Regions from separate parts of the Homo sapiens genome. Here regions 1 and 3 are each linked to region 2. A link is a contact called in ENCODE Hi-C or POLR2A ChIA-PET data. All regions are on one chromosome and are shown on one strand. Each heading gives the region's core, a stretch centred on a gene start or an enhancer-like site at or near the end of the contact. The rest is flanking DNA. Distances are from core to core; before and after follow the strand shown.

Region 1 (4,659 bases), core at 1,487-3,986, 62 kb before region 2:
CTTCTGGTGAGAATAACATGTGAAAAGGAACAAGCCAGGTCTACGGTCTGGGCAGTAATAAAAGGTTGATGCATTAGCGCATACTAAAACAAGCAGTTTGGAATGTGAGATGCAACCAGTCCTTGTCACTCTACCCCTTTCCTTTTCAAATCCAGGGATGGCCAGGCACAGTGGCTCACACCCGTAATCCCAGCACTTTTGGAGGCCAAGGAAGATGGATTGCTTGAGCCCAGGAGTTCAAGACCAGCTTGGACAACATGGCAAAACCCTATCTACAAAAAATTACCTGGGCGTGGTGGTGTGCACCTATAGTCCCAGCTACTGGGGAGGCTGAGGTGGGAGGATCACCTGAGCCTGGGCAGAGGAGGCTGCAGTGAGCTGTGATCGCACACTGTGCTCCAGCCTGGGTGATAATAGTGAGACTCTGTTTCAAAAAATACGTGAGTAATAAAAATAAAAATAAAATCCAGAGGCTCATTATATATCTATTGAAAAGACAGATATCAACTCATGTATTCACTGTTGTTGTTTTCAATAAATTATCATTGTCAAATATATGCAGACATTGCATTTTTAAGTAAATAATATGTTTTGACTGAAATTGTTGGCCAGTGGCTCTCATCTCCATGTGAACCTTTTCATTTTTTCTTTCATTCAGCAAACAGTTGTTGAGTGTTCACTATGTCACAGGTGCTCTGCCAGGATTAGGAATTAAACAGAGACCAAGACAAGCAGAGAGCCTGTATTCACAGAGCATGTATTCCAGAGGAGGAGGTGGAAAATAAGCAACTTATAAATGATTTACTGTGTCAGGAAATAAGTGCTGTGAAGAAAAAGCAAAGCAGGATAAAGGGACAGAGAGTGATAGGAGACAGGAGGCACGTTGATTTATGTAGGGTAACCTGTGCAAAAAGAGGATGTTTAAGTAAAGATTCTAATTGAAAGAAAGAGCAAGGCTTACAGATACTGGGTGGGGCAGGTCAAGCAGCAAGAGCAGCACATACAAAGGCCCTGCGGTACAAGGACGCCTGGGGTGTTCTGGGGCTGGTGAGGCCCAAGGTCCATACTCACATGCTTATATAAAATCTATAAATGTCAAGGTACTGCTGGTTATTTTTTCACACAGTAGCACCACGAATGTCCTGTTTTGTACTTGCAATCTTAGAGCAGTTCATGTACCTCCCGGAAAGCATAGGAGATAATTATCTTTCCTAAAAAACATCATTAATCCACTTTAAGGACTCCACAATAATGGCTATTAATGAAGAGAGTGCCCACCCAAACCACCCCTGGCATCCCCAAGCATGAGAATCTGTTGATGAGAAAGACATTTCCAAACACATGCAAAGACAGCAGAACTCTTCTCTTCCTCTTTCTCCAACACAGCAGGTCTTTGCTTTTGGCACCCAAGTTTTGCTCAAGGCATTCCAGGGAACCCCTCCAGGAAGTCCAGTACGCCCACTGTTTGGCCAGGGGATTTTAATAAACAGTCATGGAAGCAGTGACCCAGCCAGGAACATGACCATCACCAAGAACACCAAGATGGGGAGAAGTGCAGATCAAGAAGCAAAGCTGAGAGTCTGGCTTCTAATTAGTAGAAAGTTAAAGTCATTTTGAATCATTAGAATTACTGACTTAGGGGTTTATTAAATAACATCCTCTCACATACATTTTCTATTAATACTCTGTGGTAGCTCCCTTTAGCTACAGCACTTGAGAACTTTGTGCATTAAGAGATAATATTTTAGAAAATCACAGGTATATTTTGTGCCAAGAAGTACAAGCTTGAATAATTTTCTTTTTATGAATAGTAGATAACAATTTAGAAGTAATCAATTCTAACGGCACAGAAGTCTTAAAAATCCTCAGCATCAGATCATCGTGGGAGCAGAAAGAGAATCTTAGTAATCATTACATTCAACCTCTTCATTTCATCTTTGGGAAGAGAGAGTAGCAGGGTGAAGTCCGATGTGCAGGTCACTTGGGGGAAAAGAAGGGGACTGCAGCCAGCAGTCCAAGGTACTCTCTCTTGCCTAGCTGCTTCCTTTCTAGCTTCCGATTTGTGGTTTCACTTTCCAGCTCCACTTGACACAGTCTGTAAAAAATTCAGCAAGGCTTTCAAGTGCTTAAATTGCCATTTCTCTTTGTCTTTTAGCTTTTGTGCCTTTAATGCATATCTCACCTGTGAAAACTCAGTGTAAACAGAAACCATTTTTCTTATTATCTAAAGTTATTATATTTTGATATTTTTCCTACTAGGATGTGTGTGTATGTGTCTGTGTGTGTGTATAAAAAATCATAAGTCATGATAAAAAAATCTTTTAGACATCACTTCAAATCTCACAGCTTTGAATCATTCTCACTCTTAGCCCTCAAAAATATGTCAAATTCTCCTCATCACAATGCAACTTGGAAAAACACTAACTTAAACAAGTGGAAGTTGTTGAGATATGAAACAAGTGAAAAATATTTTTTGGAACTTTATGTGACTTTTAATTATATCTAATCACAAGCCTACAAACTGCCAGTTAATTGTTGCCTTCCCTTGGCCTTGTTCAGCATATTCATGATGCAATGCCATGTGATGAAACCAACTGATCCCAAATAATTGATTGAGAAGTAGCCTTCTGAGGTAGAAAGAACATGAAAGCTAAGTTTAGACAGCACTGACTCTGAACATCAGAAGTTGGCTGGCTGCCCCACACTCTGTGACTAAATGTTCTCATCTGAGGAATGAAAAATAAGTAGTATTTATCCTACTGGTTGTGACATGATTTGGATATTTGTCACCTCCAAATCTCATGTGTTGAAATGTGCCGGGCATGGCGGCTCACGTCTGTAATCCCAGCACTTTGGGAGGCCGAGGAGGGCAGATCACCTGAGGTCAGGAGTTCAAGACCAGCCTGGCCAATATGGTGAAACCCCGTCAAAAATACAAAAATTGGCCAGGTGTGGTAGCACATGCCTGTACTCCCAGTTACTTGGGAGGATGAGGCAGGAGATTCACTTGAACCTGGAAGGCAGAGGTTGCAGTGAGCTAAGATCATGCCACTGCACTCCAGTCTGGGTGACAGAGTGAGACTCCAAAAAAAAAAAAAAAAAAAAAAAAAAAAAGAAAGAAAGAAATGTGAACCCCAGAGTTGGAGGTGGAGGCTGGTGGGAGATATTTGGCTTATGGGGGTAGATCCCTCCTGAATGGCTTCCTGCCAACCCTGCGATCATGAGTGAGTTCTCCCTCTATTAGTTACTGCAAGATCTGATTGTTGAAAAGGGCCTGGCACTTCCTCCTCTCTCTTGCTCTCTCTCTCACCATGTGACATGCCTGCTCCCCCTTCACCTTACACCATGATTGTAAACTGCCTGAGGCCCTCACCAGAAACAGATGCTGGCACCATGCTTCTTGTACAGCCTGCAGAACCGTAAGCCAAATAAACCTCGTTTCTGTAAATATTACGCGGCCTCAGGTATTCCTTTATAGCAACACAAAAGGGACAAATACAGGTGCTATCAGAGTCATATAGAAATAACTTCTGTTTCCCTCTTGTATGATTCCTAGTATGCAGTAAAGACACTCAATAAATACCATATAACTGGTACATTTTTGTAAACAGGGTCCAAACTATGAATCTCCTAAAGTAAGGTGTTGTAATGCCATAATATTAATAAAAGTACAAAATTTTTCAGTTGGTCTCTACTCATAAAATCATAAGATAAACAATGGTGAATTTTACACTAGATGCAAATGACAGTGTATCAAATGACTATGATGTGGCCACTTCCTAAGCCCAATGCCTCTTCCGACCTTCCAGCAAAAAGATAAGAATTCATCTCTCCCTGTTATTTTGATAACAGGCTAATTGCATTTTTGCGGGGGCGGTACTATGTTCCTTCTACCCCCTCAGTAAGTACCCGCAATGAGCCGGGTGCTTATGTCTAACTGGCACAGATATGCCTATGTGTGGAGCAGCCCTGAAATAGGTGTTCTGGAAAATATTTGTGTTCCAGAAAAACTCTATGCTTAGGAAAATTGTGCAATAAAATCATAAGGATTTTGGAAAAGACAAGATTAGAGTAGAATGCTCCAGATCTTTGCAACTTTGTAATCACATAATTATTGCAAATAATAATTATAATCATAATTTTTAAACCTGGTGTGTTTGAGAAGACATAAATTGTTGATAAATGAAAACTTACAGTAAATATAAGGCTTTCCCTTTAAAAAATGTGGATTGGGGCTTGGTAGACGGGTTATAAGGAAAGGGTGAATCTGCTGAATTATGGCAACAGAGGCGCAGTGCGTCAGGATAGGGGAGAATTACTCAATAAGCACTTCTAAGACAGAGGATTTGGCAAGTGAGTCAAGAGGCAGAACCTATTTGAATTCTATAGACCATTCTCTATTCTTTTGAGGTGTGCTGCATTCAGCTATATTAGTATACATTCCTTTAATTGCCGCTTCTTGTTAAGGCAAAATATCAATTTTCTATGGAATACTGCATATGGACCAAAGTCATTTTTATGTTATATTATACATATATATTATATATGTGTATACATATGTATATTATATTCATGTTATATTATACATATACATATATGTATATATTACTACATATTAATATACAATCCCCTATTTAACCAATTACCTATGAGTTTTTG
Region 2 (5,019 bases), core at 385-2,884:
CAACTCCAGGTTTGCCAGTTGTGCAATCTACTAAACACCTCCTTTCTTTTCCCTGAAAGCTAGTCTGGAGTAGGTTTCTATCACTTGCAATCAGAAGACAGAATGACAATGCATGTCAAACACCCAGAGAAGAAGGAGCACACAGAAATGTTAAAAGTCTTAGTAATCAGGATGGAAGTCAAAGTTGTAGAAAAATTATAAGTTGGATGGAAAAAGAGATCATGGCAAAAGGACCCCGTGGTCCATCTAAGAAAAATAGGACCTTGAACTAGGGCCATGCCCAAGGTTGAAAGGAGATGTGGATTTGAGAAATATTTCAGAGGTAGCATCAACAGGATTTAACAGCTAATATTAGTAGAAGGTGAGGAAGAGAAAGAAATAAAAAATTACTCAGAAGTTTCTAACTTTGGACATTGAGGGGATGGTAATGTCATTAGCTGCAATGAGAGAAAAAAACAGGAAGAGGAACTGACTCATGGAGGAGATAAGAAGTTTGCTTTTGAGCACATGCAACTGGGGCTATCCACAGGACAGCAGTTTGGAGATGCCCGGGGCGGGGGGGGGGGGGGGGGGGCGGGTTCCAGCACTTACAATGGTGCACGTAATGCACTGTAAAGAGAAGCAAATTACATGGCCTTTTCTTTGTAGATTTAGAGATCAGATTAGTGTTCTGAATAGTAATCATTTGGGATAGCGGCTATATAGAAAACACAACTTGATGTATTGGGAAGTCATACCAGAAAACAATTAAAATGCATCCTGTCAGGAACATAATCACTGAAATCCTTTGTGAGGGCAAAGAGGAGGGTGAGACTCAAAACAGGATGAGAAGCTGTGATCTTCTCACAGTTGCTTTCTCTGACTGTTTTTGAAATTCTAGGACAGGACTGAAAACCTGAGATTCTTAGAAATGATTAAGTTTAACCCAAATCCAGACTTCTTAATCCCTGGGGATGGACATTTACACATAGAAAGACACACAGACACACACACACACACACACACACACTTACTAGCCCTAATTCTTGTATCTTCCTTAATAATAAAGTTTGACTTTATTATTTGAAAATACAAGCTAATGTCCACTTATGTACATTATACACATACACGGTAACTCTTCACTGGTGGGGATACTTTCAAAAATCTCCTCTGCATAGAACGTTGGTCACGTTTTACGCATGGTACTGATTCTCATCGTCTGTTCTTTAAAGTGTTCTCTCATGGGATGCCCTGTGAACAAAAGGGTTCCCAGGTCAAGTAGATTTGGAAACTGCTGCACATTCTAAACCCTTCTTGGAAATTCAGTATGCACATTCACAGATTAAAGCCTCTGAGAAGTCCCGCAGGAAAAATTCATTTAAATTTCTTTAACCTAAATGATCCCCAATATGTTCAGCCATATTTGTCTTTGATGCTATAACCCTTCTCAGCATCCTGATGAACTAATATCCATAAAATATACTTTGTGTCACCCTAGTAAAGACCAAACTTCTGTAACAGGCGAACTTCTAGAGTAAGCCAATCTTAGCCAAGTTGGGATAAATCAACAAAGCTCTCTGGCAACTTGCAGGCAAATGCCCAGCCAACTAATTGGATGACTCATTTTATTTTCCTTTTTCGGAAAACTGTTGAAACATTGCATCAGTGTCACCCATGTGGACCTTCATAAGCTGTATTATTTATTGTTTGTAAAAACTAGATGGGACATTCCTCTCTCAACAGCTAAATGACATTTGGCATAGACAAAAGAGATTATCTTAATATCCTGTTACGTTTGTTCTGTGGCACTGTTTGGATTGTGGGTGGGAGAAGGTAAAACAGTAAAAGCTATGTTTGTGGATTAAGTGTAAGGATGCAAAATGTGTGTACTGATTACATTTTGGTTCAGCAGAAATGTCATAATCACCATGAAGACTTGTTTTATGCACATTCTCTTAAATACCATTTCTAAAAGGTTCTTAGTGGAGAGGAAATCTTGCTGGAAGGCAGAGTTATGACACGCATTAAGGGTGGCCATGTTAATGAAGTGGAGCAAGGGAAATGGGACCTGGGAATCGGCTGCCTCACCTTCTTTGCCCTTGAAATCAGCCTCCTCTCAGTCTGGGCTGGGTTGAAATTAACATAATGAGATGGCTTCTCTCCACTTGCAGAGTGTATGTTCTCAGGAGGATGGAGCTGAATGCACTCCCTACTACCGGTGGTCCTCCTGGAAGCTTAGTTCTCAGAGGCAGAGGACACAAGCAGCTGTCCTTGGCAGGGCAACCTCAGGTAATCATCAGTGACCCTCCCTGGCCCTACTACAGCCTGAATCCCAGTTTCATCACATAAGTTCCCATCTCTCCCCATATGAAAGGGGAGCTATTAGAAATATCCACCTTCAACAATCAGGCTTCTATGAAGATCAATTAAATGACAAGTATCAAAATGTCTTTTGCCAACAGAATATTGTATATTATTATTAGTATGAAGATGTTTTTTCTTCTTAAACTAGGGATGAACAAACTACGGCTCACGGGCCAAATGTGGCATGCAGTCTATTTTTATACAGCCTGGAAGCTAAGAATATCTCTGTTTTTTTACATTTTTAAAGGATTATTAAAAGAAAAAGGATAATAAGAAAAGGAAAAGAAGTAAAAAAAGAATATAGAACAGGGCCTGTACGTGGCCCCAAAGTCTAAAATATTTACTATCTGTCCTTTTAAAGGCAATGTGTGTGAACCCTTCTTAAACAGAGAAAAACTAGCTATTTCTTTGGCTTCCTGTAATAGATTGTAAAAAATGTTCCGATTCTTCACGCCCCCCTGTGCCATGGAGCTATTCAGTGCCCTCCCTCTTTGACAATGGGCTCAGCCATGGGATGTTTGGCCAGTAGATTGCTTGCTGAACAGGCTTGAAAATCACCTGTAGAATTGAGCTTGTCTCTCATGCCTCCTCCAATGCTCTAAAAACATGCCCAAGCTACACTGCTACAATATGGGAAAGTCACGGAGCAAAGCCCACCTCAAATACGTGAACAAGCTCAGCTAAGATCAGCAGAGCCACCTAACTGATGGCTGAGCCCATATGCATGGGCAGTGAGCACTGCTTGTTAATATACTACCAAGGTTTTGTAGTTGTCTGTCACAGAGCAAAAGCTACCTGATACATTCTCTTCCTTTTTCCCACCATCTACAGAGAGTACCCAGGAGATAGAGTTCTTTGCCTTGGTCTTCACTAAAAGCAAGCAATCCCAACCAGCTTTCACCTTTGTTTTTGAAGGCAAACATATGCTTGACATGCAAAGACTCTTCCAACCTGGCAGAAAACACTAAAGAGACTAGAGATAGCACTGCCTTAGAATTCAAGAGCTCATTCTTACCAATGCTCCAATCTTCCATACTTTGAACATGGTATTCCTAGGCCTACAGCAACAGTTAGAACCTGCCTGTCCAAGTTAAATTCCATGAGTCTCCACTCATTCATTCATTCATTCATTCATCCATTCAACAGATACTTCTTTATAGCCCCTATGTGCCAATCACTGCGCTGGAACATTAACATGCAGCCATATCCTCAAGGAGCTCATCTATGGGGTAGATTACATCCTCCAGTCTTTGTTTCCTCCTCACCAGCACTGTCATGTTGGGGCAACAATAAACAGTATAGTTCCACAGCTTTATTACAAGCTATTATCAGCAGTGCAAATATAAATTCTATATATTCAAAACCATTTGGCTATGTTTTGAATTCATGAAAAAACTTACACACACACACACACACACACACACACACACACACACACACACACACAATGCCTCGGCCCAGCCAGGTGCGGTGGCTCACGCCTGTAATCCCAGCACTTTAGGAGGCCGAGGCAGGTGGATCATGAGGTCAGGAGTTTGAGACCAGCCTGGTCTACATGGTGAAATCCCGTCTCTACTAAAAACACAAAAAATTAGCTGGGCATAGTGGCGGGCACCTGTAATCCCAGCTACTCAGGAGGCTGAGGCAGAAGAATTGCTTGAACCCGGAGGCAGAGGTTGCAGTGAGTCGAGATCACGCCACTGCACTCCAGCCCCAGTGACAGAGTGAGACTCTGTCTCAAAAAAAAAAAAAAAAAAAAAAAAGAAAAAAGAAATGCCTTGGCCCCCTTAAAGGTGATTAAAGGATGTTGGAGGATAGTCTGGGGTGAGAGTGACAAAGCCTCATCTTGTTCTCTTCAGATGGAAATCACCAGTACCTGGGAATATGGATCAACTGTGCTATTAACTTTACCCAAACCACCTTAAAACTGAATCATGAATATACAACGCCTTCTTTGATGACATAGTGTGGTGGTTTTGAAATATATCCACAAATTATTTGATCTTTCTCCCTTCAGGACATAGAGTTTAATTCCCTTCCCTCTGAGTGTGGACCTGGACTCAGTATGCATTTCTAATAGATATAGCATGGTAAAAGTAACAATATATGACATCCAAAATTGGGACATAACTGGTGTTCTGGTTCCTTCCTTGGTTTTCTCTCTGGGATATTTCACACAGGAGAAAGCCACTTGCCATTTTGTGTAAATACCTTAAGAGTCCTATGCAGAGCCTATTGTGGTAAGGAACTGAGGCCTATTACCACCAGCCATGTGAGGGTGCCACTTTGAAAGCAGATCTTCCAGCCCCAGTCAAGCCTGCAGATGACTCCTATTTCAACCAACATCTTGACAACAGTATCGTGAAAGACTCTGAACTACAAGTACCTCATTGCAATGTTTCTGTAATAATACTTGCTTGTAAGCCACTAAATTTGGGGAAAATTTCTAATGCAACAATAGATAATTAACATACATAGATAGCATCCCACTGAAACCACCACAGTTGACCTAACTGAGTTGAAGAAATCATGGGACATAAATGAAATGATAAGAGTCATGTAGGGCCTGCTTTCCTGTTACAGCCTTCGTTGCAACATGAGCTATGGGCATTCTGATTTTGTTTCTATCACCTGAATCAATGACTTTTTTTTACATATTTGCTGCCATCAAAACCA
Region 3 (4,466 bases), core at 1,317-3,816, 35 kb before region 2:
AAACGTTTGGAGGTGAATGATATTGGAAGCCTTGATTATGAAGCTGATGGTTTCACCAGTGCTTGTATATATCCAAACTCATCACACTGTATACATTAAACCGGAGCAATTTTTTGTAGGTCAATTATACCTCAGTAAAGCTGTTTACAAAAAAGAAATGCAGTGAAAGAACCTAGAGTTTATAGAGGAAGAGGAAAAGGAGAAAAAAGTATGGGGAAGGTGTCCTCTATAGAACTAAGGGCAGGTTCTGCCAGGCCAAATCTCTGTGTCTGGGGTCATCAGTCAAAAATCAAACAGAGCAGAATTGAAAAGCTACCCTCAAATCCCCACCACACTATAAACCTTCTCTGCATTGAAATATGTTGCTTAAGTATGAAATGCAAGACCGTTGGGGCAGTGGTTGATATTGAGATCATTTTGAAACAAGTCATCAGACCACCCCTCTCTTCCACACTAAGGAGCACGTTTCAAGGATTATATTTCTTTTGTTCAGTGGGAGGTAAAACAGACGCTGTGGTATCACACAACGGTGGGTGAAATGGAAATAACATGGAAGGGCAAAGGAGAAAAATATAGTGATGGATGAGTTGACAGCACATGACCCCTGGGTCCATCTGAGAGCAGCAAAGAGAGAGACATGGGAGAGGGCTCCATCTTGACCCTCAGGTCTCCACCTGGATGACCAAGTGAATGGAAATAGCATTAAATAAAATTAGTCAGAATGAGTTTGACTCCTGATATGATGAGTTCACATGCCTTTGGGACATCCAGGTGCCCAGCACACAAATGAAATTGTTCTAGAGGGTTCAAGGCTTAAGATAAAGATTCAGGCATTATCTCCTAAATGAAACTATGACAAGATAACTTGAAACTAACACTGATGGAGAAGGCATAGAAAGTCAGAGAATATTTTTAAGAATCACTTAGGTGTTGGGAAGAGGAAAAGGAATGCAGAGAGGCAGAAAAGGAATATTCAGAGGGGAGGAAGAAACACGATTATGCTGCATCTGAGAAGTGAAAGGTGGAGGAACTGCCCAACTACAACACAATGAAAGGATTGAGGAAGACAACCAAGAGAGGCCATCTGACCAGGTGTGGGAACCCCATCAAGAGTCCTTCTCTTAAAGTGGTGGGAAAAGATAGCAGATCAAATTGCCCGAAGGAGTGAAAGGGTAAGAGAGTGAGTGTATCCTAAGAAGGTGGAGAGAGTGACTGTGTAGCCTGATTTTTCTAAAAATTTATTGGTGATAAACATCAGAAAAATTATCGTATTAACCATGGGAGACTTGAACAGATTTAAGCTAGCGGAGAGAGGAAAAAAATACCATCACAAAATGAACCTTAACAAGTATTTAGTGGGTTCCTAATATGTACCAGGCATTGGAATGGGATGCTGCCCCATGGCTCTTATGTCTGTGTGTGGCAGTGCTCTGTTTATTTTTACCATTAGCTCACCACAGCAAGAATTGCAACTTGTTCATCAATGCATCTGGGAAGGCTAGCATTGTGTCTGACATGTAACAGCCCCTGCAAACTTTTCTAGAATTAATGAGTGGCACCGTGTCAACCTTTAAGAAGTTCTGTTTTTTTCTTCCCTTAACAACTCCGCTTTGTCTTTGGGCCTTCCTTAACCTCCAGAGTTAAACATGTTTCAAGGATTATATAAATATATTTAGTTAGGCATCCACCCACCCAGGTGCCCATTACACCCTGGGTGTTCTTCCATCAAAGCAGTTTAAAGAGAGAAAAATCAACAAGTGGCTTCGAGATTTTGACCAGTCCCTAAGCAAAGGAGAAACATAGAAAGCAAAACCTCAGCGCAGCTTACTGACTAGTTTGGAAACTCAGGGGAATTAATTTCTTATGCACTTCAGGTTTTTCATGAATCGCTTTTATTGGTTCTCTTTTTACTCTTGCAGGTTTTCCCAGGGCTAGACTGACTAGCTTGGCTGAATTCAAATGAGCAGAGAAACCTCTAAATCAGCCTAGTGAGTATAGCGTCTGGTTTTTCTCGTGCTGTCAATCTCATGTAAATAGCCAAGCCATGCACATTGTAAGCAAAGCCCATTAGATTCTATTGGCTGGCTTGGCACCCAAGTTAAAAATGAAACTTGCTAAAGAGTCTACCCAGCAAATAGCTTTTCTTTGGCAGAACGCTGCTGTTCAACTTGGGAAGGAATGTGATAAAGTGCTTTACTGGATGGCAACATTGTGGTCTCGCTTTCCTCAGATCACAGTGGGATAATGAAGCTGGAATCCATTTAAACCTTCCATTTCACCCCACACAGCTCATAGACACTGTGTCAAACCACATCACACTGCAATAAATGTGCTAAAATCTATAAGCTTATTCATCTATTACACATAGTACTCTGTCAGATTGGAAACAAATTATGGAATACAATTTCTTGATTTGCCCACTCATGTAGCTTTAGCAGAATCTCAAATCCAAGGCGATACTCTAGTTCATGAAGTCGCATAAATAACTGTATTGTTTCATGCCAAGTTTAGCAACACAACATTCTTGCTATGAATAGCACAGTCACTGCAGGGACAGACCCAGCCATGTGACAAGGACTTATCTGCCCTGTCTGGTGTGACAGCTTCTATTCCTGTCACTGAAGCATTTGTGATTGGAACGTTTGTGATTAAATAGTGTTCCTTCTGTACACCCTGGAAAATGATGAGCACAGGTAAACCTAAGCTAAGCAAAGACTGTCATGGATGATAATCAATGGGTGGGGAGATTTAATAACATAGACTGAATCTTTGAAGCCTTTCCCCTTGGCTTGTTTCCTTTTACTTTGCTCCTTTAAGGTGATCTTAGGCCATGGAGAATATATGAAAGCTTTACCTTCAAAAGAGAGAGTCTGCCAACTCTTGGCCACCTCCTGGTTCAAGCCACCTTCATCTCTCAGTTAGATTTCCGGAGTAGCCTCCTAATTAGTCTTGCTTTAGCTGTTACTCCCTACATCCTCTATGTGCTGGACATTGTGATGTGCCCCCAAGATCCTACTTCAATGCAGGACCCATGGCACCAGCTGCTGGGAGTGCGGTCAGCAGGCAGCCCTCGGCTCTCAGCTTCTCAACAATCACCCAGGTGATGCTCCTTCCTTGTAACTGTTGTTGCCATTGAAAGACCTATATTCAATGACCGATCAACACTGGAGTATAAAGGCCTGTCTGTCTTGGGCCAAACAGGGTCAATTCTGAAGCTCCTAGAGAGTGGCCAAGGTTGCCATTGGTCTGTATCATAGCTGGACTTCTCCCTCTGCTCACTCCTGCTTCCTGCCCCTGCTTTCCATAGGTGTTGGCCCTGAATGCTAAACTCCATCTCAGAGTTGCTTCTTCAACCTAAGACAGTGGATGTATCACAAAGAGCGAGAGTCCTCCTGTTAACACTCTGCAGAATCCTCCCTCTCTCCCCTACAGTGGCCCCCACGTGCCCAGGCCCTGCCCTCCACTCACCCCTTTGCCCATTCTGTTGCAGGCGCACCTGCCTCCTCAAACACACTAGGCATATTCCCATCCTGAGACTCCTATGTGCTGCCTGTCCCCTCTCCCTGGAAAACTCTTCTTCTAGATGTAGGTGGACACATTTTTTTTTTCTATAAAAGGCCAAATAGTAAACATTTAAGTTTTTCTGGGCCACAGGATTGCAACTGCTTAACTCTGCCATTTGAACACAAAAACAGACACAGATAGTGCATAAACTAATGGGCCTGGCTGAGATCCAATGGAACTTTATTCATGAAAACAAGTAGTGGGCCAAAGTTGGCCCATTGGCCATGTTGCTGACCATGACCCCAGATGGTCCTGTGGTTCCTGCACCTCCTTCAGGTCTCAACTCAAACACTTTCTTCCTTCTGAAATCCCAGCTCCAATATTAGTTCTCTTCCCACCTTATTTTCTCCACAGCCCTCATTGCTATCTGGTATACTCTGTTTTCTCTACAGTTCTGTCATCCTCTCTTTTCCCTAAGAAGTAAGTGCCATCAAGGCAGGGATTTTGCTTGCTTTGTGTTCCTAAGCAAAGTCACTGGTTCATGATAGGTGCTATGTACTTATTTGCTGAATGCAAGAATAAGTGCATACATATTCAGGCAACTGGGTATTTTATCCAGTTTTTGTTTTGTGTTAAGTAGTGTGTTTCTTTTCTCTTCATATCTTAAGCAGTTCCTTTTGCCATTTATATCCTGGTAGAGTTTGGTGCTTAAAAGCATAAGCCTTACTAAAAGACCCCCTGGAGATTTAAACCCCAGCTCAGTCACCTGTTGGGTCTGTGACCTTGAGCATCTATAGAACCTCACTAAGCCTCAGTTTTCTCATTTGTAAGATGAAGATGGAATGTTGAATGTCTCATAGGATCAAGATGATGAAAAACACTCAGCACAGAACCAGTCACCTATCACTTAATGAGAGCTCTACACAGCCAAATCATGAACTCTTTCCCTTGGTTAGTATTCT

The links. Hi-C counts contacts between places; a loop is a spot of excess contacts on that map. ChIA-PET counts read pairs that join two places held with the same protein, here RNA polymerase II (POLR2A). Pooled maps may share reads with other maps.
Region 1: a loop to region 2 is called in a map of posterior cingulate gyrus, with 3 times the contacts of the local background. The contact joins two enhancer-like sites. A Hi-C loop is called at or near these places in 5 of 168 maps with a recorded cell type or tissue (Panc1, aorta, endothelial cell of umbilical vein and 1 more) and 8 of 50 pooled maps. POLR2A ChIA-PET finds 5 or more read pairs at or near these places in 1 of 52 experiments (A549).
Region 3: a loop to region 2 is called in a map of ascending aorta, with 1.9 times the contacts of the local background. The contact joins two enhancer-like sites. A Hi-C loop is called at or near these places in 5 of 168 maps with a recorded cell type or tissue (aorta, ascending aorta, cardiac septum and 2 more), 1 of 37 single-sample maps with no recorded cell type and 14 of 50 pooled maps. POLR2A ChIA-PET finds 5 or more read pairs at or near these places in 4 of 52 experiments (K562, MCF 10A and activated CD4-positive, alpha-beta T cell).

What each region holds. Positions count from the first base shown.
Region 1 is chr16:82,759,473-82,764,131 of GRCh38, reverse strand. All of the region lies in intron 1 of CDH13 (cadherin 13), which reads right to left. Among named protein-coding and RNA genes, the nearest start is that of MIR8058, 73 kb to the right of the region's middle. Within about 2 kb of position 2,736, at least 14 of the 41 ENCODE cell types and tissues checked have a DNase peak (open chromatin) inside an H3K27ac peak, as active enhancers do; they include endothelial cell of umbilical vein, where a contact is called at or near this core.
Region 2 is chr16:82,696,511-82,701,529 of GRCh38, reverse strand. All of the region lies in intron 1 of CDH13 (cadherin 13), which reads right to left. Among named protein-coding and RNA genes, the nearest start is that of MIR8058, 10 kb to the right of the region's middle. RefSeq lists an enhancer at 1,259-2,458. Within about 2 kb of position 1,634, at least 5 of the 41 ENCODE cell types and tissues checked have a DNase peak (open chromatin) inside an H3K27ac peak, as active enhancers do; they include ascending aorta and endothelial cell of umbilical vein, where a contact is called at or near this core.
Region 3 is chr16:82,733,468-82,737,933 of GRCh38, reverse strand. The region is part of intron 1 of CDH13 (cadherin 13); the gene reads right to left. Among named protein-coding and RNA genes, the nearest start is that of MIR8058, 47 kb to the right of the region's middle. RefSeq lists an enhancer at 1,492-3,930. Within about 2 kb of position 2,566, at least 4 of the 41 ENCODE cell types and tissues checked have a DNase peak (open chromatin) inside an H3K27ac peak, as active enhancers do; they include ascending aorta, where a contact is called at or near this core.